Regions from separate parts of the Homo sapiens genome. Here region 1 is linked to region 2. A link is a contact called in ENCODE Hi-C or POLR2A ChIA-PET data. All regions are on one chromosome and are shown on one strand. The core of a region is the stretch at or near the end of the contact, and the rest is flanking DNA. Distances in the headings are between cores, read along the strand shown. Region 1 overlaps SYNE2 (spectrin repeat containing nuclear envelope protein 2). Region 2 overlaps LOC105370532 (a long non-coding RNA gene).

Region 1 (6,358 bases), core at 1,028-3,527, 200 kb after region 2:
TAATTTACACAAAAGTTGGATAAAACAAAACAACAGTTGGACACATGTACATATATTCGTATTTGCATAACATCTACTAAAAGTATACTTTTTTTGTTGTTGAGGCGAAGTCTCGCTCTGTCACCCAGGTGGGAGTGCAGCGTGGTGTGATTATGGCTTATTGCAGCCCTGACCTCCTTGGCTCAAGTGATCCTCCAGCCTCGTGTTTTGATATTTTGTAGAGACCGAGATCTCACTGTGTTGCCCAGGCTGGTCTCAAACTTCTGGGCTCAAGAAATCCTCCTGCTTTAGCCTCCTAAGGGGCTGGGATTAGAGGCGTGAACCACTGTGCCTGGCAAAAATAAGTATACTTGTCACTACCGTGAATACATTTTATTAAAACATTTTATTTACTGTCATTATGTTAGCAATATGTGCATTATACTTATAGATAATATTCTAGAATAGTAAGAAAGACTATACACGCATGCCCTGCCAAAATTGAATTGTTGCACTTGAAGGGGAAATTTTAATTTGAAAGGCAGGTTTTTAGGAAGGTAGATATTAGGTTTTGGGGCAGTTTTTATTAGAAGGTTTTGGGGCAGTTTTGTTTTTTTTTTGTTTTGTTTTGTTTTTTTGGAGACAGAGTCTCACTCTGTTGCCAGGCTGGAGTGCAGTGGCGTGATCTTGGCTCACTGCAGCCTCTGCCTCCTGGGTTCAAGTGATTCTACTGCCTCAGCCTCCTGAGTAGCTGGAGCTATAGGCATGCACCACCACACCTGGCTAATTTTTGTATTTTTAGTAGAGGTGGAATTTCACCATGTTGGCCAGGCTGATCTCAAACTCTTGGCCTCAAGTGACCTGCCCGCCTCAGCCTCCGAAAATGCTGGGATTATGGGCCTGAGCCACCGTGCCTGGCCTTGGGGCAGATTTTTAATATATGTAAATTAAGAATTCTCAGTACTCATTTCAGCAGTTATGTTGCCTCATTTGGAAAGAAAAGGTATTCAGCATGTGGGGATGCATAATACATTTTAAAAATCCGTTCGTCTTAGTCAATGTGCTCCATGGTGTCTTTTTTTCAAGGTTCGAGATGACACATTTAGTAGGAGATCAGGTTATGGGATAGTTCATGTTTGGAGAGGGGACAGAATTGATTTACAGACATACCACCTGTTTTCTCCTACTTTGGCTTTGGAGGACAAGTTGTAGTATCCTGAGGAAAAGCTGATTGTATCACTTATGACTGAGATTTTCATCTTTAGCCGCTTCTGTGTGATACATGAATTAATGGGTCATAACATAGGAGTTAGCTAATTTTCATTTTAAAATATTACTCAGAAGATATTTTTATCTTAATTGTACATTTCAACAACATAAATAAGCTGTTCAAGACTGTCTCCCATGCCTCCAAAACAAATAAAAACCCCCCACAACTCAAATGCATATAAGCTGTTACTATAGTATAATGGTGAGTTATAGCCAGTGTATGATGGGATTGTTGATAGAATAATGCATATTAGAGCTTTTAGTTCAAAAATTTGAGATAGTGATTCAGAAAGAAAAAAAGGAATGATTATCATGAATTCTGTTTATTAGAATTCTGTTTATTAAAGAGTTAAAGATATGTTTTATTTTTTTATCTTTATTATCATTATTTTTTCGAGATGGAGTTTCGCCCTTGTTGCCAGCGCTGGAGTGCAGTGGTGTGATCTTGGCTCACTGCAACCTCCACCTCCCGGGTTCAAGCAATTCTGCCTCAGCCTCCTGAATAGCTGGGATTACAGGCGCACGGCACCACGCTTGACTAATTTTTTGTATTTTTCGTAGAAACGGGGTTAGCCAGGCTGGTCTCGAACTCCTGACCTCAGGTGATCCACCCGCCTCAGCCTCCCAAAGTGCTGGGATTACAGGTGTGAGCCACGGCGCCTGGCCAAGATGTGTTTTATTATTTGCACTTGTGTAATGGCAAAGAAAATAGGTTACTAAGCTTGCTCTTGTTAGAATATCCTTTGTAGTCACTCATTTGATGATGTTGAGTAAGAATCTTTCCTCTGTTAATACGTCTTTGTTTAAAAGAAAATAAGTTACCTTTGTAGTCTTTGTACATTTTTCTTTGCAGAAAGTTTCCCCTCTGCTGGATAATAATTAATTTTATAAAAGTGTTTAATCCAGTACTGATTATATTCCCTTGTGAGCTGGATGAAAAGAAACTTCTGAATGTTTGTAACCACAGATTGATGATTTGGTTACAAAGACTCTCTGTTGGTGATGGTTTCTGAGAACTGGAAGGTAAGCTTGTTCCTTGGGTGAGTCATCATGTTGTCTTGCAGTCGGTCATGTGTTTTCTTAGCAACTGCTGTTGATTTCAGGTTTGAGCAGGGTGAGCATGTTTTGAAGTGATCCAACAGATTCTTTTAGGTTATATATGGCTGCTAAATCTTATACACTTACTGTTACTATTATGTGTCTTACAAGGAGTGAAAGATTGAATTCTTTTTTTATCTCTACCTTCCAAATCATTTCTTTTCTAATTTGTTTTTCAGGGGTAGTGAGGACTGGGAGTGGGGGTAAAAAAGGAGAAAAATAAATGAATCTGGGATATCATGAGTCTGCCTGTTTATGCCCCTGGACTAGAGCAGAACCAAAAGGACCTCCATGTGCTGATAGGGTTAAATATGATTTCCTGGGGTGTTGATCTTGAGTAATACTCCGTGTGCATACATTCTATAGGAACAAGTGAATTTTAGAAATGTCTGTGGTATAGTGTAGTGGTTAAAAGCTTGGGTTCTGAAATCAGTCTGACCCCTGGTTCAAATTCTAGCTTTGCCATATACTAGAGGTGTTATTTTGGGCAAATTACTTAACCTCTCTGAGTAGAGTTTCCTCATCTGTAAAAGTGAAACTAAAATCCCACGTACTTATATTACTGAGATAATACAGGTAACAGAAAGCATAGTACCTATAGAACACATGGTAACAAATGCTAGTTATTACATTCAGTTCAAGGGTGCAGTACACAAGGGGCTAGGTATCAGGTGTTTAGGGGACAGTCAGAAATGAATCATATATGAGCCCTAATTCTTCAGGAACTGGGGGAGATGGCCTTGTAAACAAGTCACTGTAGTATTATCTAGAATGGAAGAAGTGCCAACTGAAGTACAAGCAAGGTGCTGTGGGTGCATAAAGCAAGTGATGCCAACTTTGGGGAAGTTAGGGCTAATTTTGTAAAGCATTTGCCATTTGAGCTGAGGGTGTATTGCCAGGCCTAGAATGATGAGTAGGGCTTTTATGGGTGGAGAGTGGAGGAGAGTGATTCTCCTGCCTTAGCCTCCCAAGTAGCTGGAGGCTACTCCCAAGTGGAGGAGAGTAGATTTTGTATTTTTAGTAGAGATGGGGTTTCACCATGTTGAGCAGGCTGGTCTTGAACTCCTGACCTCAGGAGAATCACGTGAACCCAGGAGGTGGAAGTTGCAGTGAGCCGAGATCACGCCACTGCACTCCAGCCTGGGCAACAAGAGCAAAACTCTGTACCCACCCCCCCCCCAAAAAAAAAGAAAAGAAAAAAGAAATTTATCTGGCCTTTAAAAAAAAGAACACCAGGCTGGGCAACCAAGCAAGACCTTGTTTTTACAAATCAAAAACAAAAAACCTGTTTCCATCTACTTCTGAGATTCCTTTTTCTTTAGCATATCTTCTAGCTCATTAAAAAAGGATTTATGGATCTTCTTGGAAGATAACACTTCCAACAACAAAAATGTTCCTTCTGACCCTTTATCTCCAATGACTTGGATTACAAAATTCTTCAATTTTCTTTTCATGGAATTTCAGACTATAGTTTTGAGATTTCTAAGAAATATTTTTTTCCTTATCTCAAATCCTTCCCTGTAGAAATATCCCTGATATGTCCTCAGCCCCCAAAATACATATAATATGTTCTCAACCAACAAGAAACACCACTTAAGTTGTTTCCTCTCCGCTGGTGAACAATTAGAACACTGCTTTAAAAATGTCTTATGCATTCCACAACATTTTCCTGAGTAGAAACAAAACTCGAAACACCAAAGGAACTTGAGATGTCAGACTACTAAAACAAAAGAAAATCTCTGTGGTATTCTTTGGGTGAACTCTTTCAATTTACTTAAAAAGCTGGCCAACTAAGAGAGGTACTAAGATTTGCATCTGTTTTAAAACACTTATTTTGGCCAGGCATAGTTGCTCACACCTGTAATCCCACCACTCTGGAAGGCAAAGGTGGGAAAATCGCTTGAGCCCAGGAGTTCAAGACCAGCCTCAGCAACACAGCTAGACCCCATCTCTATTCTTTTTTTTAAAAAGCTTATCTCAGTATTTCTATATTCCTTTGGACAACCTACAGTGCAAAAAAAGTGAAATATCAGTGACACCTACTTTGTTATAGCTTAAAAGTGAGAACAGGTAAATTCTCTAACATACATGATCAAAATTGTAAGTTCTGTATTTGAAAATAATGATAAAACAGCAATAAGAATCACTGGCTGGGCGTGGTAGCTCATGTTGAAATCCCAGCACTTGGAGGCCAAGGCAGGAGAATCACTCGAGCCCAGGAATTCAAGACCAACCTAGGCAACATAGTGAGATCCCGTCTCTACAAAAAATTTAAAAATTAGCCAGGTGTGGTGGCACACAACTGTAGTTCCAGCTCCTCAGGAGACTGAGATGGGAGAATTGCTTGAGCCCAGAAGATGGAGATTGTGCCACTACACTTCAGCCTTGGCAATAGAGCGAGACCCTCTCTCCAACAAAAAAAGAAAAAATTGTTAATATTTATTTAGTACTCAATTGGTGCCAGACACTTTACATGCACCATCTCTTTGATCCTATGTTATAAGCCTATAACACAGAAACCATCTACCTCATTTAAGGAAACAGAGAGGTTAAATAACTTGTCCAAACCATACAGCAAGTTACTGGCAAGACTGGCTTGAACACAAGTCTGTTGGGCTCCAAAGCCCATGTCCTTAAACAGTACCATGAGAGAACTCTTAATGGACAAGATATATCCAGTCTACTCATTTACCCCATGATTCTGTACAGAAACTTAGCACAGCACATTTATATGAGCATTCAACATATGAAGTAGTTAACAGATTAATATAGTTACCAAACTAAAATTGGCCTATGTTAATTTCTATTCTCAGTTCTTCTGTGCCCTTCCTCCTCTTAAAAAAAAAAAAAAAAAGAGAGAGAGAGAGAAAGGGCCAGGTGTGGTGGCTCACGCCTGTAATCCCAGCACTTTGGGAGGCCGAGGCAGCTGGATCACCTGAGGTCAGGAATTCGACACCAGCCCGGCCAACAAGGCTAAACCTTGTCTCTACTAAAAATACAAAAATTAGCCAGGTGTGGTGGCACATACCTGTAGTCCCAGCTACTGAGGAGGCTGAGGCAGGAGAATCGCTTGAACCCAGGAGGTGAAGGTTGCAGTAAGCCGAGGTCACACCACTGCACTCCAGCCTGGATGACAGAGCGAGACTCTGTCTCAAAAAAAGAATAAAAAGAATAAAAAGAATGAAAGAATGAAAGAAAGAGAGAGAAAGAAAGCAAGCCAGCCAGCCAGCCAGCCAGCCAAGGTGGTTCATGCCTATAATCCCAGCCCTTTGGGAGGTTGTGGCAGGAGGATCACTTAAATCTGGGAGTTCAAAACCCACCTGGACAATATAGCAAGACCCCAACTCTTGAAAAAAAATTGCTTTAATTAGCTAGACGTGGTGGCATGAACCTGTGTTGGGAGACTAAGGTGGGAAGATCGCTCGAGCCCAGGAGTTTGAGGCTGCAGTAAGCTATAATCATGCCACTGCACTCTAGCATGGACTACAGAGTAAGACTGTCTAAAAAAAGAAAAAAAAGAAAAAGAAGCTTTTTGCCCACTGTTGCAGTTAACTGGCAAACTTGTGTAATAAATTAACTAACAGAACTGGTTTAGCAACAAATGAGATGCACAAGGTCTTTAAATTATAACCCTAGGTATGTTGGTGATTTGAAAGGTGACCTAACAGCATTTAAAGTAAGTTATATTTTATATTTATGGGGCTTTCAAAACCACAGTCAAAAATAAGAACCCAAGCCTGAGTAACATGGCAAAACCCCATCTGTACAGAAAACACAAAAATTAGCCAGGCGTGGTGGTGCACACCTGTAGTCCCAGCTGCTAAGGAAGCTGATGTGAGAGGATTGTTTCAGCTCAGGAGGCAGAAGGTACAGTGAGCCGAGATCATGCCACTGCACTCGAGCCTGGACAGCAGAGTGAGACCCTGCCTTAAAAAAAAAAAAAAGGAAGAACCCATATTGATGAAATCTTAGTAATAAACCCTGATATCAAATACCTAGGTGAAAAGGAAAA
Region 2 (6,818 bases), core at 44-2,543:
GGGCTTCCCAAAGTGCTGAGAACACAGGTGTGAGCCACTGCACCCGGCCTTTTCTCCCATTTTCTAAGGTGACCATAAAAAATTTTCTTTTCTTTTTTCTTTTGAGACAGGGTCTTGCTGTGTTGCCCAGGCTGGAGTTCAGTGGCGCAATCTGGGCTCACTGCACACTCCACCTTTGGGGCTCAAGCGATCCTCCCACCTTACCTCTCAAGTAGCTGGGACTACAGGTATGCAACACCACGCCCAGCTATTTTTTCGTATTTTTAGTAGAGGCGGGGTTTCACCATGTTGGCCAGGCTGGTCTCAATCTCCTGACCTCGTGATCCGCCTGCCTTGGCCTCCCAAAGTGCTGGGATTACAGGCGTGAGCCACTGCACCCAGCCTGTATTATGTCTTTTTAAAAATTTAAACATGTATTACCTTGGGAAAAAATTAATATTAATAAGAAGAAACCTTTAGACTGTACTTTCAGGGATCATTTCTGTAATTCGTTACTAGAGAAATTTCTCTGAATGTGTAGAGCAGTTAATTTTTTTTATTATTTTAAATAAAATTAAAAAAAAAAAAACTGGCCAGGTGCAGTGGCTCATGCCTGTAATCCCAGCACTTTGGGAGGCCAAGGCAGGCAGATCACGAGGTCAAGAGATCAAGACCATCCTGGCCAACATGGTGAAACCCCGTCTCTACTAAAAATACAAAAATTAACTGGGCGTGGTGGCTCAGGCCTGTAGTCCCAGCTACTCGGGAGGCTGAAGCAGGAGAATCACCTGAACCCGGGAGGTAGAGGTTGCAGTGAGCCGAGATTGCACCACTGCACTCCAGCCTGGTGACAGAGCGAGACTCCATCTCAAAAAAAAAAAAAAGAAACTTTCTAGCTTCCCTGTTCCCTTTTGCCTACATGACAAGGCTTAAATCGCCACATCGCGCTCTTTTAAATAGGGCCTCAGCCTGCCTTCTGAGCTCATCTGACAGCCTTCTCCCCAGCTTCGCCCATGCCAGTCACACATTTCTTTAAGGAAATATATTGAGCACCTACGGTATGCTAGTGGGTATAGAAACATGAATAAGACATCCTTAGTTCCTCAATGAATTATCTAATGGCAGAAACAGATGCATAAAAAGTAAATACACTTCAGGGGATTCGATGCTGAAATAAAAGCAAAGACAATGGCCTCTTCTATGGAAAGGCAAAAAGCAACACTTTGCCCCAGTTTGTCTGTCATTTCTGGCTCCATGCCCTTGATAATGCTGGTTTGTTTGGTTGAGGTTTTGTGTGTGGGTGGCTGTACAGAAGGACAACATGACATTTTCTCTTACCAGTCCTGCCCTCTCCCGCCCGCAAGAAACAAAGGCTTTTTCTTCCTTGCTCACCAATCAGTTTGTCCATTATGCTGTGATTCTATTTCAGTCAGGATGCGTTATAAGACAGTAATTAAGAAGGCCAGGCCAGGCACAGTGGCTTACGCCTGTAATCCCAGCACTCTGGGAGACTGAGATGGGTGGATCACCTGAGGTCAGGAGTTCGAGACCAACCTGGCCAACATGGTGAAACCCCGTCTCTACTAAGAATACAAAAATTAGCTGGCCGTGGTGGTGGGTGCCTATAATCCCAGCTAGTTGGGAGGCTGAGGCAGGAGAATTGCTTGAACCCGGGAGGTGGAGATTGCAGTGAGCCGAGATTGTGCCACTGCACTCCAGCCTAGGCAATACAGTGAGACTCTGTCTCAAAAAAAAAAAAAAAAAAAAAAAGGTAATTCAAGAATATTTAATGGAGACTTTGGGACCTGAACGGGGGTTAAAGGATGGATAACAGCCAGATGGCAGGAGTGGCCAGTGCAAAAAATTTATCTCTGGGAAAGAGCACATGCATGGGGACTAGTGAAGCAGTCAGCCTGGCTGCAGAGAAGGTGTTGCTAGTTAATGGGAGATAAGGTTGGTACATGGGATAAAGTTATGGGCATGAACACAGGCACAGGTGTTTATATCTGAAGTAAACAGGGACTCTGTAGGCTCTTGAGCAAAAATAACATGATAAAATCAATACTTGAACATTAGTGTGAAAGTTAGCAGGATGCAAAATGAATTCCTGGTGTGCCTCCTTCCCAAACTCTCCACACTGGATTAGCCCCCACACTTGGCATGGAGCTAAATGAAGACTATCCCTCGAAGTTTTAGCAACGAAAGGGAAAAAAGAGTCAATGGCTGCCTATAAAGAGCAGCAGGGTTAAACAAAGATAAATTTGAAAAGAAGAGCAGATTTGGAAGAAAACAGCAATATTCAGTTTTTAATTCACCAAATATTTACTGAGCCTTTAGTACATGCAAAACACTGCTAAGTACTGTGCCGAATATACAGTTCCTCTTTTCAAGGAGAGAGTAATACAGGTACACAGCTCCCTATCATGGAATGCAAGAATGCTGGGAGAATAGGAATGAAGAAGAGAGTATTCTAGACAAGTGGCTCTCAAACTTTTTGGTCTCAGGACCCCTCAATACTCTTAAAAATTATTGAAGGCCTCAAAGAGCTTTTGTTTATGTGGGTTTTGTCTATCTATCAATATTTTCAATATTAGAAATTAAAACAAAAATCTGGCCGGGCGCGGTGGCTCATGCCTGTAATCCCAGCACTTTGGGAGGCCAAGGCAGGCAGATCATGAGGTCAAGAGATCGAGACTATCCTGGCCAACATGGTGAAACCCTGTTTCTACTAAAAATACAAAAATTAGCCGGGCATGGTGGCACGCGCCTATGGTCCCAGCTACTTGGGAGGCTGAGGCAGGAGAATCGCTTGAACCCATGAGGTGGAGGTTGCAGTGAGCCGAGATTGAGCCACTGCACTCCAGCCTGAGCAACAGACCAAGACTCTGACTCAAAAAAAAAAAAAAACCCAAAGTCTAAAAAGATGTATTTACCCATTTTTGAGTAGCGATATTAAACCCATTACATGTTATCATAAACATTTTAAGAAAAATATATTTTCTAAAACAAAGAAAAATAGGTACAACAAAGAGTTATTCTGTTTAATGTATTTGCAGATCTCCTTACTGTCTGGCATATAGAAGAAACCTGGATTCTCATATCTGACTCTGCCTTCAAACTATTGTGATTTTTTTTTTAAGTATTTGAAGCAAACCTGTCCTCATACAGACATGGAGTAGGAAAAGGGAGGAATTTTCAGACCCCTTGAAAGAGTATTAGGGACCCCCAGGAGTCTTTGGTTCACATTTTGAGAACCCCTTTTTTAAACTATAATTAGTTATATAATCCTCCAGTAGGATTTATTTGTCAAAAAAACTCCCTGCATTCCCAACACTAATGAGAGCTAATAGAATGGGAATGACACTTGTCAGTTTTTTTGTTTGTTTTTTTGCCCAGGCTGGAGTGCAATGGCGCGATCTCGGCTCAAGAGATTCTCCTGCCTCAGCCTCACGAGTAGCTGAGATTACAGGCGCATGCCATCACACCCGGCTAATTTTTGTATTTTTTGTAGAGATGGAGTTTCACCGTGTTGCCCAGGCTAGTCTCAAACTCCTGAGCTCAAGTGATCTACCTGCCTCGATCTCCCAAAATGCTGGGATTACAGGTGTGAACCACCGCGCCTGGCCTAAATTGTTTTTTTGTAATCTAAAAAGAGGAAACTAAATTTTACTAATTGTTGTGCCAAACCCCTATTAACCTCTGTAAGGAAGGCACCAGGTTCAAGAGGCCAAAGGAGAGACCCAGAACCAGCAAATAAGACCTGGGGTTTTATTAGGGGATTACATACATGGAAGAGAATCCAGTGGCAGCAGGCTGGAAAGGGGAATTGCCTTAATTAGAGAAATGGTCCAGTGGCAGTGGGATGGACAAGATATCTGTCTTACCTACAATCCAATGGTGGCAGGTTGGACAACATGACCCCCTGCCTATAGTCCGGGGCTGGTGCACTGGACATCACAGCCACATGGCCCAGTGACGACTGGCTGCGCAGAAAAACCACAATCATTTGCAAATAGTATGCAATTAATATAGCATTTTCACCTAACACCCTCCCTCTAACAACCTCCACTTGGCAAGCTGCATCCAACCCAAAACTCAGGGCCTAAATCCCCTGTATGGCCCCTGGTCCACTGTGTTATGGGATCCTTGGGGGTGTTGCTTTTCCAGCCGGAAACCTCTGTGGCCAGTGGCGCCTTTGCCTGAGTTTTGCTCAGGCCCATTGGGCCGAATCAGCCTGTCAGGCTGTGCTCAGCTCATGCTACCTGCCAAGATCCCACACCTTCTGAGATGAGTGGAGTGGAGTGGTGACAGGTGTGTGAGCAAGTGAGCACGGGGTCCAGCCACTGCAAACAGCCAGGCACATCGGCTGCAGTAGGGCAGGCAGCTCCAGGCACCACCACGGGCACTGGCTCCCTGCGAAGCTGCAGCTGAACCAGGTGTACCACAAGTAGCTTCCACAGCTGGCACTGGGGAACGTGGTGCTGCCCAGAAGCTTGGAGATGCCAGGAAATGCAGTGTCAAAGAGTATGTCACAGCCTTGGCTTGGGGAGCTTCTAGGTCTGAGCTCATCAAAGGGCCACAGCTCTTCTCTCCTTGTCTCCTGCAATGTGGCAAGCAAGGGGTGTGTTTCAGCCCTGTTTGTGTTACAGCTCTTTTAGACCCGCCATGCGGCAGGTCCTGAGTTCTCGTCCTGTGTCCAGAAAGAATGAGGTACGTGGACAAGTGGAGGGTGAGCAAGGCGAAGAAGAGCTTTACTGAGCAACAGAACAGCTCAGAGACCCACAGTGGGTAGCTCCTCTTTGAAGGGAGGGTGTCCCATCAAGTGTTCGGCTCTCAGCAGAGAGGAGACCCTGGGGTGGGTAGCTCCTCTCCATAGCTGGTCATCCTGTCATCTCCCTGAGTCTGGCTGAGTCAGGTTTTTATCAGCAAGGAAGTGCTTGCTGATTGGTCCACAGGCAGCCATGGGCGGGCCCAGAAAAAAGCACAAATTCCCACTCTGGTCTGCAGGGCTGGCAGCCTGGTCCCCAGGCTTCACGCCTTCCCCAGCTTGAAGGCGGGGCTTCACCAGGGACCTTCCCCTTTCCACCCAGGAGCCTGCCTGCCTCCTGCCACTGTTCATGGTGCCCAGGCTGCTCTTGCAGAGTGGTGCCTGCAGCCCAGCACTGAGCTGCCCTCAGACCCCACTCAGCCTCCCTCCCATGCTTGTTTGTGCCCAAAGCCCGGAGAGGGTCAAGGCGGCAGGGGGCTGGCATGTCAGCACTGCCCCAAGAATGAGCACACCTGGCTGGATTGCAACAGCACCTTGGCTTGGCCTCAACTTTGCACCAAGATCTGATTGGGCTCCAGGAGTAAGGAGAGGCTAGGCAGCGGGAGCAGGCATTTCCGACCCTGCAGCTGCAGCTTGGGCGGCTGCAGGTGCATCCAGGAGGGTGGGGATCCTGCCTGCTCCATGGAATACACAGCCCCAGCCGCGCCTCCCGGCTGCAGCCAGCATTGTCAGAGAGGCTGCTCCAGATGGGCTGCCACTGCCATGAACAGGGCAGGACAGGGGTTCAGATGTTCATCATTGATAAGGAAAAAATGTCCAGGTTGGCCACTCCCAGATTCCCTAGCTTAGAACACACATTCAGATGCATCTGCCATACAGGGTCATTCTCAGGGTAGGCTTCACTTATTGCTCTCAGGTGTGTTTATGCTACACTAAGATTAGTGTGTAGGTTGACATTTGCATCTTCACCAGTCTGAAGGCCTGATGGTCACATCAGGTAGGGAGTATCAGGGACAAGAGCATGAATTCCCTAAGTGTCACTCTCACTTGTTTGTTCATTTTCAGCTGACACATTGTACAATGGTTAAGTAAAAGATTTCCCAATTATAATATTTAGCCTTAAGTAACTTCAAAAAATGGGTGTTGGTTCCCTGCCCAGATTCTACTTACTGGTCATGGTCCCCATTCCCTACATGCTGTGACTCTTGGCTGCTACCAGTTCATACCTGTATCTTTCTGTGAAGAACTGACCATAAATGATGGATGCTACCTAATCAGGAACATCACACTCTGCCACCACCCTCCTGCACTAACTCCAGGCGGCCCATAGCCCACGACTGAATAATACAGGAATACTAAAGCTTGCTTCCTTGCCTCAAGAAGAGACAAGTCCATGGTGCCATCCACACTCCAGAGCTGCTCATGGGATCAAAATGAAGATAGATTTCAACTGAACCCATGTCTTTGCCTAGCTTCTTCCTCTGTCCTATTCTGTTTCTCTCACTCCCTTACAGGTTTCAGCTGACATCACTCTCTCAAAAGAATCGCTGGCACAGGAATCTTCATCTCAAGTTCTGCTTCTTGAGAACATAGCCTGAAACAAGCGTATGATTTTAAAACAATCATGCAAAGAGGACAAGGATTGAAAAGATCAATAATGAAGATAAAAGCAACAACAACAAAATGGCAGAACTAGTTCTTTTCCTACTTCTGGTATAATTTCTTCTTAGCCAAAATATGTGATAAAAATGACAGTTTAATAAAACCTAACAAGATGTCAGTTAAAAGAGAACTACAAAGAGGACTATTTGAAAAAAAAATTCTATCCACTTTCTTTTTTTTTTTTTTTCGAAATGGAGTCTTGCTCTGTCACCCGGCCTGGGCAACAGAGTGAGACCTTGTCTCAAGAAAATTTTTAAAAAGGCAGTATCTTCTGATATTAAGGAAGATGGGTATTTCTAGTGGAATTTCAATAAAAATTTTTCTATAAATAGGGTATAGGACTAAAAAATGAGTATCCTGATTTTTTACTACTTCTTTGAATCTTGGCATCTTTTTCAATTATGTTTCT

What was found. Hi-C counts contacts between places; a loop is a spot of excess contacts on that map. ChIA-PET counts read pairs that join two places held with the same protein, here RNA polymerase II (POLR2A). Pooled maps may share reads with other maps.
Region 1: a map of Calu3 shows a loop between it and region 2 (2.6-fold over the local background). The contact joins two enhancer-like sites. A Hi-C loop is called at or near these places in 1 of 168 maps with a recorded cell type or tissue (Calu3), 3 of 37 single-sample maps with no recorded cell type and 6 of 50 pooled maps. POLR2A ChIA-PET finds 5 or more read pairs at or near these places in 4 of 52 experiments (CD4-positive, alpha-beta T cell, OCI-LY7, PC-9 and 1 more).

What each region holds. Positions count from the first base shown.
Region 1 is chr14:63,862,199-63,868,556 of GRCh38, forward strand. All of the region lies in intron 1 of SYNE2 (spectrin repeat containing nuclear envelope protein 2), which reads left to right. Among named protein-coding and RNA genes, the nearest start is that of SYNE2, 12 kb to the left of the region's middle. RefSeq lists enhancers at 2,174-2,233, 5,787-5,836, 5,957-6,006. Within about 2 kb of position 2,278, at least 19 of the 41 ENCODE cell types and tissues checked have a DNase peak (open chromatin) inside an H3K27ac peak, as active enhancers do.
Region 2 is chr14:63,658,663-63,665,480 of GRCh38, forward strand. It overlaps LOC105370532 (a long non-coding RNA gene), which reads left to right. Exons shown (of 3, transcript XR_001750790.3): 3 at 6,262-6,743. It also overlaps the pseudogene LOC124903439. Among named protein-coding and RNA genes, the nearest start is that of WDR89, 20 kb to the left of the region's middle. RefSeq lists an enhancer at 3,784-4,784. Within about 2 kb of position 1,294, at least 4 of the 41 ENCODE cell types and tissues checked have a DNase peak (open chromatin) inside an H3K27ac peak, as active enhancers do.